Regions from separate parts of the Mus musculus genome. Here region 1 is linked to region 2. A link is a contact called in ENCODE Hi-C or POLR2A ChIA-PET data. All regions are on one chromosome and are shown on one strand. Each heading gives the region's core, a stretch centred on a gene start or an enhancer-like site at or near the end of the contact. The rest is flanking DNA. Distances are from core to core; before and after follow the strand shown.

Evidence for each region. A loop is a pair of places that touch in the nucleus more often than their neighbours do. ChIA-PET counts read pairs that join two places held with the same protein, here RNA polymerase II (POLR2A).
Region 1: POLR2A ChIA-PET joins it to region 2 with 13 read pairs in Patski. The contact joins the enhancer-like site here to the promoter of Ywhae in region 2. A Hi-C loop is called at or near these places in 1 of 37 maps with a recorded cell type or tissue (T-helper 17 cell). POLR2A ChIA-PET finds 5 or more read pairs at or near these places in 3 of 5 experiments (Patski and embryonic stem cell).

Annotation. Positions count from the first base shown.
Region 1 is chr11:75,618,488-75,624,174 of GRCm38, reverse strand. Pitpna (phosphatidylinositol transfer protein, alpha) reads right to left here. Exons shown (of 12, transcript NM_008850.2): 8 at 4,858-4,935; 9 at 4,609-4,719; 10 at 3,799-3,921. Among named protein-coding and RNA genes, the nearest start is that of Inpp5k, 9.7 kb to the left of the region's middle. Within about 2 kb of position 3,556, at least 3 of the 3 ENCODE cell types and tissues checked have a DNase peak (open chromatin) inside an H3K27ac peak, as active enhancers do.
Region 2 is chr11:75,730,359-75,735,711 of GRCm38, reverse strand. It overlaps Ywhae (tyrosine 3-monooxygenase/tryptophan 5-monooxygenase activation protein, epsilon polypeptide), which reads right to left and starts at 2,825. Exons shown (of 6, transcript NM_009536.4): 1 at 2,621-2,825. The coding sequence starts at 2,684.

The DNA of each region.
Region 1 (5,687 bases), core at 2,307-4,806, 110 kb after region 2:
TTTCATTGTTTTAAGCTTATAGTAAACTGTCCTAAGAATGTGTATTTCCTGTCTCTTGAGGCCTATATGACATGAATGGGTTTGTTTTGTTTTGTTCTGTTTTGTTTTTTGGGACAGGCTGTCACTGTGTAACGGTGGGAGATCTAGAACTCCCTATGTAAAACCACTGATGGTGCATGCCACAGTCCTCACACCATAGGGAATCTGAAGCCTGGAGACCCTGCTGGCGGGGAGGAGGCTCACATGACTAGAGACTTGGGTCATTTCAAACTTAGATGGCTCTCATGACCCTGTCTCCCAGCTCAGAGTTTTACTATTATTTTCCTTCACTTTCCCAAATGTCAGGGTTACAGGCATGTCCTTCAGTGTTTGTTTGACACTTAAATATCACAGCAGTCCTGAGAAATTATATTGTATTTCAAAATAAAGCTATGACTGTGTTTTAATACTCCGGCCGGTATTCCAGATGGTCTGCTCTGAGACAGAGCTCTGTGAGGTCAGAGGAAATTAAGATGAGAGCTTGCTTCTGTGGATGTTATGTGGAACTAAGTGTGTGTGCACATCTGTGTGTGTCATGGCTCAGAGTTAGAGCAGAGGCTCCTCTGTGAGAGTCAGTTCTCTCCAGGGAGACCCCAACATTGGGCGTCAGGCTCGCAGGCGGAGCCTTTACTTACTGAGCCACTCACCGGCCTAAAATGCTGGAGTGCATGTTCTCTTTCGTCCACCCCAGCAACTGAGCCCAGTACAGAATGGCTTCTCCTACTGGCCTGCTCCTCGAAACACAAATTCACCCTAACTCAAAACTGTGAACTCCAGATGTGGTGTCTGTTAGGTACTTCATTACAGAGAAATTTGTGTAATCTCTGGGTAACCTTTTCAGACTTCAAAACCTAAACTAAATTCTAATAGAGAGCTAGCAGTCAGAAAGTCTTCCACTTTCAGAGGCAAGAAATAACCCTAGGCAGATCAGTTCCCAGCAGCCTCCTGGGCAGAGCATGAGCAGAGATGTCAGGCAGCTTTCAGCTAACCACAAAGGAACAGGTGGGAGAGGGGCCAGACCCACAATAGGAAAGAAAATACTCCAGAATCTTCTTCCTCTTCTTCTTTTTCTTCCTCTTTCTACTTTTTGTTTTGTTAAGACAGATTCTCTCTGTACAGCCTTGGTTGTTGGCCTTGAACTCAGAGATCAGCCAGCCTCTGACTCCTGAGTGCTAGGATTAAAGGTGTGTGCTATCACTGTCTGGCTGATACTACAGAATCTTAATCAGAAAAACAAAATAAAAGTCTTTTGGGCTGGGGATGTAGCTCAGCTGGAAGAGTGTCTGCTGAGGATGCACAGAGCCCTAGATTGGATCCTCAGCACTGCAGAGAGTGAGCAGCATGATGCATGCTGTAACCCTAGCCCTCAGAAGGTAAAGGCAGGGGGACTGAAAACTCAAGGTGACCCTTGGCTACATAAAGACTTTGAGGTTAGACTAGACGACACACCCTGTCTTTTTTAAAAACAACAGTAAAAACTTTTTAAAGCTTTGTATGCATGGTATTAAGAAACTCGGTCTTGTGCCTGCTAGACACTTAAGTGCTTTACCACCAAGCCATATCCCAGCCCATCGACTATATTTTTAGACAAGAGAGAAAAACAAGCCAGGGCTCACATTAGCGCATGAGGGCCTGAGCAGTTGCTAGAGGTTAAAACATATTCTACAATGACATGGGTTTGGTTCTTTCTCTTCCATTACAAGTTAGTTTTAAAATTCTAATTCCAAAGAGGTCCCTTGTATCCACCCTTCCCTGGTGAATAGTGAGTGTCTGTCTAAACTACTGCACAACGCTTTACATACTGGAGTGTCATTTCATGCAGGAGTGGGCACACGTTCCAAGCAAAGCCCTGACTCTAAGGACTACCAAGTTTGGACCATGAGGAAGGCAGAGTCCTATGATTGTTTGGATACTTTTCCCCAGAACTACAGCACCACTTTATTTATTTATTTATTCATTCATTCATTTATTTATTTATTTATTTATTTATTTATTTATTTATTTTTGAGACAGGGTTTCTCTGTATAACCCTGGCTGTCCTGGAACTCATTCTGTAGACCAGGCTGGCCTCGAACTCAGAAATCCGCCTGCCTCTGCCTCCTGAGTGCTGGGAACCACTTTATTTATTAATCTACTTATTTATCTACTTACTTATTTTATTTTATTTATTGGTGCTGTGCTTAAACCAGGAACCTTTCTTACCCATGCTAACAGCTCCAGAGAACAGACAAAGAACTGTAATGCTTCCAGGAAACCCAATTACTTTATGCTGGGCACTACTAGGCAGAGAGTGACTTGAGAGTCCCTGTCAAACCCTGATTACAATACTCCATCTGCTAACTTCTGCAGGGAGCAGGGGAGAGTAGGACTATTAAGACCTGAGGATTCAAGCCTCTTTCTCATGCAAACAGAATTAGCAATGTGACTTAGGTCTACAACTTCCTGAGGATTCTTCCGAAAGAATCAGGGGCTGTGCTCCAAATCCTGCCACTTGCCCTTCAGTTTTAGGTAGCTGAATGAATAACTAAAACATCCGCCTTCAGCAGGAACTAACTTGCACACCACTTCCCAGTGAGTCAGCCTGGGAGGAATGTCTTCCCAGAAGGTAGAAACTTCCCTGGGAGGCTCTGGAGGAAGAAGGGCTCTGGGCCCAGGTTCTGCCCTAACCTAGCACTGAAGTATGGAACATCTGTGTGGTGGGCACAGCAGCACTGGAGGCAGGCCCTCAGCTGGAAAGCATGTCCTCTAATGGGCATTCAGGCATACCTTAAAAAGATGAGAGCTTCCTGCTTAGGAGGGCAGGACCCCCATGGGCATGTAGATCAAGAGCTGTGGCCCTAAGCCAGACAGCACTGGGCTCTTTTTTGTTTGTTTGTTTTTGTTTTATCGAGACAGGGTTTCTCTGCAGCCCTGGCTGGCCTGGAACTCACTCGGTAGACCAGGCTGGCCTCAAAATCAGAAATCTGCCTGCCTCTGCCTCCCAAGTGCTGGGATCAAAGGCGTACGCCACCACGCCCGGCAGCACTGGGCTCTTAAGACTGACTGTCACCTGCAGGCTGCAGTAGAGCCGTGCTGAGCCTCACCTGCCTCAGCTGAAGATGCCTCTTACACTGTGAGACAGCGCACAAGCAAGAGCAAAGAGGGTGCCTGCTGGTTTTCACTGAGCAGCCTCCTAAATGGACTTCTGGGGGAAGACTTTATTTATTCCTTAAGTAAACAAGGATCTGGGTCTTTAGGCTCTCAGAAAGCAAACTGCTCTCCTCCTGGGATCAATGCCAAGCTCAAAACCAAAATACCTAAACAAAAATAAAAACCAAAAACAAAGAAATCCTCTCACCTGCAAAATAGTTTGGAACAACAACCACACAGAGCAATGCCTGTGTGTGGCTGTGCTGTGGCTGTCCACTCCAGTGTATTGGTAGATCAGCTGAACCTGCCTGGCTCCACGGTCACCTCAAGTTCCAAGGCCTAGCACCATCCCCCACGCTGACTGAAGAGTCACTGCAGCGGGCGAATTACTCACTTGGCATCAGGTGCAGACTACCATATTTGTCTCTGTGCCTGTGCCAAGACCTCAGCCACACTGTATTCCCGAGCACAGACTGTTCTCCTTATAGTTCCCATACTGCCTGGCAGTAACCTTATCCACAACAGAGCCAGGCTTGTTCTTAGAACAACTGGCTGATGGCCTTTAGATGTGTCCAAGTCCCAGTCTCCTTGACAGTCACACACTTATGAGTCCCCTGGCATCCGGCTCACCTCATCCAGCTGTCTCTTCGTCTCTTCTTCCATCCTCCGAATGTCATCCATAGTCAGATCAACCCATTTATCGAGCCAACAGAACAGCTGCCTGTGAAAGTTTGTAAACAGACGCTTCTCTTGCTATGAGGAGAAGGGAAACCAGTCAGAGAGCGGAGAGGAAAGGCCCCTCTGCATTCCTCCCCAGGATTCACAGTTTACTGGGTGGAGGGGAAGAGTGATGCCTCGCTGCCTTATCTGGATCACACCCAGGTCAGTGACCTTTGCCAAACTGTTTCTGGCAGGTTAGTGTTCCAGTAAGGATGGCCATCCACCTTACAGGTGAGCCCTTTGTCCCAAATACTACCAAAACAGGCTGCTCATGAGATCTGGCCAAATTCTCTACAGTCTCTGGTACCTAATGCCGGGTGGGTTATGACTAGCCAGCAGGTATAAAATGTGGCCCAAAAGTGTGATTCTAACACATGTGAGAATTAAGACGCTTAAGTCTGTCCAGTTCTGTACCCTGGGACACTTGGGAGTTTGGCTCACAGTGCCTCTTGCCTTCTGGATTAAAAAGGAAAACTTGTTTTCTGTGTAGTTCAAGCATAGCAGAGCCTTTCCTGTTTTCTTCTTTCACCTCCGTTTCTTTCCTTGTCACATGTGCTGCCCGTAGAGGGACAGAATTAAAATGTAGAACAGTATGTGCAAGGGAGAGCCTAGCGAGCAAACCCAAGACTCCAGTGCTAGTGACCGAGGAACAGGTCAGTTACTGGGACCAACTGGTCTCAGAACACAGACACATGGAAAGGCCTCATCCTGCAAACTTACCTTATGTATAAAGTTTTCCACTTTGTTCTGCAAGCCCCACCACTTGAACTTGACAGTAACCAGTTTGTATGCACACATATATGGGCAGTCTTTCTGATTGACAAGTTCTTGCTGCAGTAGAAAAACACCCAGAAGCAGGTTGGTAAGTAAAAGATCTCAGGTGGTCCGAACCCCATGCACACCCTCCTCCAAGAGGAGAGGCCCACCCACAATGTGCCTGCCCCCTGGTGGCAAGGGTGTGACTTGTACCTTCCAATTCGGGCCCAAAGGTCCGCGTCCTGTTTTGACAGATTTAAATTTTGCTGGGTCTTCCTCTGCCTTGTAATCCTGAGAATAGTGGGGATGGGGTTGGAAGAGAGGATGGGCGAAGAGGAAAGGGAGGTGAGGAGGAGGAAATGGCAAAGTTTTCATGAGAGGGCATTTCATGCCAGTTCTTTTTGTCGCTGTGAAACAGGGTGTTTCTATGCAACCCTGGCTGGCCTGCACCAGCTCACTCTGTATACGAAGCTGACCACCATGCCCAGCTACGGTAGTTCTTGAAAATGCTGGTGTGGAGTGTGGGAGAATCTTATAGACAAGATAAAGTCTGTCTGCTGGATAGTTTCTTGTTCTGTTTTGTTTTCCAAAATATACAGGAGTATGTAAACCTGGCCATTTTGGAACTCACTCTGTAGACCAGGCTGGCCTCAAACTCAGAGATCTGACTGCCTCTGCCTCCTGTGTGCTGGGTTAAAGGTGAGCATCACCTCCACTTCAGCTGTACTAAATAGTGTCATGTTAACTTGACACAAGCTAAAGTCATTGCAGAGGAGAAAACCTCAATTGAGAAAATGTTTCCAGGTTTGGAGAGATGGCTCAGTGATTAAGAGCACTGACTGCTCTTCCAGAGGTCCTAAGTTCAATTCCCAGCAACTACATGGTAGCTCACAACCATCTGTAATGCAATCCGATGCCCGAAGAAAAGAAAATTTCTCCATAAGACTGGACTGTAGGGCTGGTGAGATGGCTCAGTGGGTTAGAGCACCCGACTGCTCTTCCGAAGGTCCAGAGTTCAAATCCCAGCAACCACATGGTGGCTC
Region 2 (5,353 bases), core at 1,576-4,075:
GGCATTTTATTTACTAAGTGGTTACTACTATAATCAGTGACTATAATCAATTTTTGTTACACTAATAAAAATGAATTACCAGTCAGTAGGAGTGATCACTTTCTGTGACTGCCTTCTTCCTCTCCCTTTCTACTGATTTCCTTTCTTAGGCCAAATCACAGGAGTGCTTCCAGTTTCCTTCCCTCATTAAGTACAGTCACCACATGGCTTTTCTAGAACACTGTACTCAATAGCCAACAAGGCCAAGCTTTGCTCAAAAATTCTCATCATTCAAACCCCAAGTATGATTTAAAAATTGTCATTTATTTGGAAGCTACAATCATGTTTGCAAATCCCTTTTTAAAATGACTTTTAGAAGCAAATCAGAAAGCTTCCCCTCATACCTCGTTTGGGGGGGAGGGAGGGTTATTATATTTACATAAAGCCTAAGTCACCAGTCTTCAAATTAATTTCATGCTTCCTCCCAAGGACACAGATTAAGGGGGGGACCTCTTCTGGGATCGAGAGGGGAAACCTCCAGTACTCTCCCGGGACAGACAAGCTCACCTGGAGCTGCACTCCTATTTCCCCATCCCACCTCCTCCAGCTCCCAACAGGAGCCCAACTCACTACAAACTGAAATCTGCAAGACAAAATGTAGTTCAGCGTCTTTCCTAAATTGGAGGTTTTGAGGTCTGCTGTTCTACTTTCCAAATGCTGGGCCTGTGACTTTGGCAAAGACTAAGGACTGGTGGTTCAAAAGCTTCCACAGGAGAAACTGCCATTCAAGGAAAAGGGTCTGACCTAACATTTGAAAAAGCAAATGTTTTAACTAACATGGAAAAAACATGAGGAACACTTAATTCCAATCTTGTCTCATTGGACCCTACCACTTCCCAAACATTGAACTCACAGGACCTAGCCTTAGTATTCATGCCTTTAATCTCAGCACACAGGGAGGCGGAGACGGATCTCTGAGTTCAGGACCAGTATGGTCTACATAGTGTTTCAGAACAGCCAGAACTACACCTGCAATTAATTAAATCACAGGAACCATGTGTGTGACTTTTCATTTTTAAATACTAGTTTAATGGCCTATTGCCTAACTCAAATATCTAGTTACACTTCACAAACACAGTAGATATGTCAATGAAATTCTCAGAAAAAAAAAAAAAAAAAAAAAAAAAAACTAGACTGCAATTAGCAGGAGCTAAGTTGAGAATCTAGCATGTACTAGGGTCTAGTCTCCATCACCTGCAGGTGGGGTGTGTGTGTGTCAAATTAACAGAAGAGTAACTATTGAAATTTGTGTGTGTGTGTGTACACACACACACACACATATACATATATATAAAACCATTCTCTTAAAATGGATAAAACAGAGCTGTGGTGTAGCACAGTATTTGAGCACTTGTCTTGCTTGCATGCAATCCTGGGTTTGAGCCCCAATCATGTAACAATGAAATCATAAAACAGAAAAACTACAATCTTCTACATTCCTAATTCAAACTCCCCAAGCCTCAACTGAGTGCTCAAAATAGGTAAAGCTCCCCAAGCCAAGGAAGAGCATGCATTCCACCCGAACTTGGGTTGTCAACCCAAAGTGCTACTAAACATTATTTGAATTAACCATTTCTCAGCAGGTCTTTCCATACTTCATAATGACGAGTGTGAATAGTACAGTCGTCAATTTTACAAACGGGTAAACTGAGGCACTGACTCTGCAAAGGGAAATTCGTACTAAGGAATCCTGGCAAGCCTGGTCTCCTGTATTCTAGCCATCAGAACTCCGTGCCTATGAAGGATGGGGACAGAAGGGGGAAAAAAAAAACCCGCAGCAACTTTAGGATATCCTGGGTAAGAACAAACGGGGTAGGAGTGAGGTTCTGCACCTCCCCGGAAGAAGGCGAGGCTAAAAAGCCCCCCAAACTCTCAACTCCAAGGTGTGTCGGCCCAAAGGAAGAAATCCAATCGCAGCATCTCAGCTCGCCTCCACCCAAGGAGGGAGGCTCTGCAGTGATTTCCAAACACTCCACCCTCACCAGAAGACTCCTCTCCACCGCCGGCCCCGAGAAGCCGTCCGTTCCAGAGGCTTCTCCTTTGTGAGGCTCCACGGCCGCCGCCCCACACTGGGCCTCAGGGGAAAAGCCACCGCCCCCACCCGCCATATTTCCCCGAAAGGCGCCTAGCGCTACAGCTCCTCGATGCCGCCCTCTCCCGAGCGACCGGTACCGTTCCTCACATCGCCCCACCCAAGTGTCCTCCTCCACACCCCGCCGCGGTTCCCGAGGGCTCCCGTGGGGATCGCACGCCGGGAGCCGGCACCCGCCATCTCCTCCCCCCTCCCCCGCCCGGGGACTCGCCCTCCCCCTCCAGCCGCCATTTTACAACCAACTCCTCCACCCTCCGCCCCGGCCTGCTGGCGGGCGAGCGCCTGCAAGCTAAGGACACCGGAGGGGTCAAATCCCTAGGCCCGGGGACTCCCACCGCGCCGGGAGCCCGCAGGCCTCGGCCTGCTTCCCGACCCACGTCCCAAGCCGGGCTCCGAGACGGCTCCGCCATTTTGTCTCCGGTTCCCGGCCTCTGTGGGCGGCGGCGGAGGGTCCGAGACTTCCAGCCCCCCGACACCCCCCCGACTCACCGTCGTATCGCTCGGCCTGCTCTGCCAGCTTCGCCTGGTACACCAGATCCTCCCGATCATCCATTGCGGCAGCGGCTCCGGCAGGGTCTGCGCGACGGATGGAAGCGGATAGCGTCTCCGACTCTCTCAGCTTCTCGCTCCGCGTCCGAGCAGGAAAAATGGCGGCGCCTCAATCCGGGACTTCCGCCTGCGCACGCGGACAACTGCTCAGCTCTATGGCAACCGCTCCCTGGCAACTGGCGCGGGGGGGGGGGGGGGCGGATCCCGGAGTTCGGCGCCAGAAAAGGCTGGAACCAGCGCGACAGACGCCCCTCCTCCGTCGGCACAGCGGGCGGCCCTGTGGCGAGGCGGGAACTGCGACTGCGACGGAGAACGGCCCCTGGAGCGGCTGGAGGCGAGGTCGGCCTAGACTGCGGGAGGGGAGTTAGCCAGAAGCCCGTGCGGGGCGACCGCGGGCTGGCCTGTGGGGGACAGAGCGACAGGCTTGATGGGTTCTTGCTACGGCAGGCCTTCCTCGTTGAAGATCAACCGGCCCTGTGCATTCTAGCACATTTTTCTCATCCAATTTAAAGAATTGACAAGGACAAGAAGGGAAAGCTCGAGTTTTCACGCATCATCATCTCCCTTGCTTCCATACTTTAAGCATTTTCTTCTCCCCTCCAGCCATATTTTATCTCTTTGGCCTATCGTAGATAGGACTTTTGTTTAAAATCTCTGGTTTTGCTTCAAGCATAGGTGAGTGTGTTTAATTCCAACACTAGTGAGGTAGAGGCGCAAGGATCGAGTTTGGATCAAGTCCCATCTACAAAGCAAATTCCAGGTCAGCCAGGGCTACATTGTGAAACCCCCATCTCAAAAAAAAAAAAAAGGAAAGAAAGAAAAAAGAAAAAGTGGTCAATCTCAGCTAGTTAAGGGAAACCCTCACTCGAGGGAAAAAGGAGACATAGTGGCTTGCCTCACTTGGAGTGCAAGGTGCACCTGAGGTGTGTAAGGGCAAATTGACATTGATGAGTTAGAAATAAATAATCCTCCATGGGGATTGCTTCACTTGCAATGGCCACGCCTAGTCTGCTTCCTTATGGATTTTCAACATCTTATACTCAATATCAGCTTGCTGCTGAGCCATGCAGAAAAAGGGCCTCAAAATGAGTGTGAAATCAAAAGGTTGGGATCAAGGCCTGAGGTCACACGCCCAGAGGTTTGCATCTTAGTCTGTGAACGGACAGGAATTGTTTTGTCCAAACGCTGGAGACTGACCCCCACAGCTTCCACCGTGTGTTTTGCCACTGAGTTATAGTCCTATCTGGGCAAGCTGTTTTGATGATTCTGAGTGGAAGGTGACATCGTCATAATTGTACTTAAGAAAAGTATTCCGTACTTACTGAAGCGGTGGTTCACGCCTGTAATTCCAGCACTGTGGAAGCAGAGACAAGGATTGCCACAAGTTCCAGGCCATCCTGGACTAAAAATACCCTACCTCGAAACACAAACACAAAAAGAAAGGAGCTGGTGGTGAGAGTTTTGGTTTCTTCAAAAACCCAGCTATGGTCTGTGAATGTGTTTGCGTTTTAATCCCAGGCGTGGGATAAGAGGCGGCTTCGAAGCAGGTGACTAGGATTTACCTTGTGCACTAGCAGGGCTGTGGTCTTGCCAGCTGCGGATAGTTTATGTTTGGATTTCTGGAGACTCTGGAGAGGAGATAAATAAATGCCAGAGCCCAGAGGGGAACAGGGGCACTCCAAAGAAGAAGGCTGCTGCTCCTGGTTGCTTTTGTTGCAGTTTGTCAAATGGCCATAAGCAAAGAGACAAGAAGTTAGAGATACCCTGACGACAAAGATTAGACTTGCCCCAAGGACCCCGATGCCCCCAGTGAGCAGGAAGTAGCCTTTAGAGGTCTATATTCCCTTTCCCCTTCTTTCTCTCCTACCTAGTGTTGGGGGGGGGGGGGTTGGAAGGGGAGGTAGAGATATAAAAACCCAGTAAAATAGACAAAAAATATGCCAACAGGAGAAAGAAAACATTGCATAGCAGTAATGAACAAGAATGGTAAATTATCATATTACAAAATATAAGCAAAAGTAATCGATACTAGCCTCTGGACAGAGAGGAAAGGACAGACAAGAATAGCATCACGGAGAGGCCACAGGACTTTGTAGCTGACCAGCCATGTGAAATAAAACTTGACTTCCCACCTTCCCACCCTGTCAAAGGAATGAGCAACAGTACCAGTAACATAAAAGAAATACAGAGCTGAATATGGTAACTCACACTTATAATCCCAGCACTGAGAGGCTGAGGCAGGAGGATTGCCATAAGCTTGAGGCCAGCCTTGGTTACATAGTTCCAGTTCCAGGCCAGCCCCAGAAAAAGGATAAGACTATGTCTTTAAAGCAAACAGGAAGGCCAGGGATAGTGGCACACTTGGGAGGAAAAGCAGTTGGACCTCTTGAGTTTCAGGCCCAGCCACAGAGCAAGTTTCAGGACACCCAGTGCTACAGTGTGAGACCCTGCCTCAAAAAATACACACAAAAACCATGACAATAATAAAAAAAACAAACAGGAGTCCAGGAAGAGTTGCTGGCTAAGATAGAGAGAAAAACATGAACTCTTCTTTAGCACGTGCTGGTTCTGAGATTCCCCAAGCATTAGGCAGGTAGAATAGCAAACATGGAGTTGAAAGGGGGCTGATAAGCCTGGCATGGTGGTATACCTGTAATCCCAGCACTGAAGACA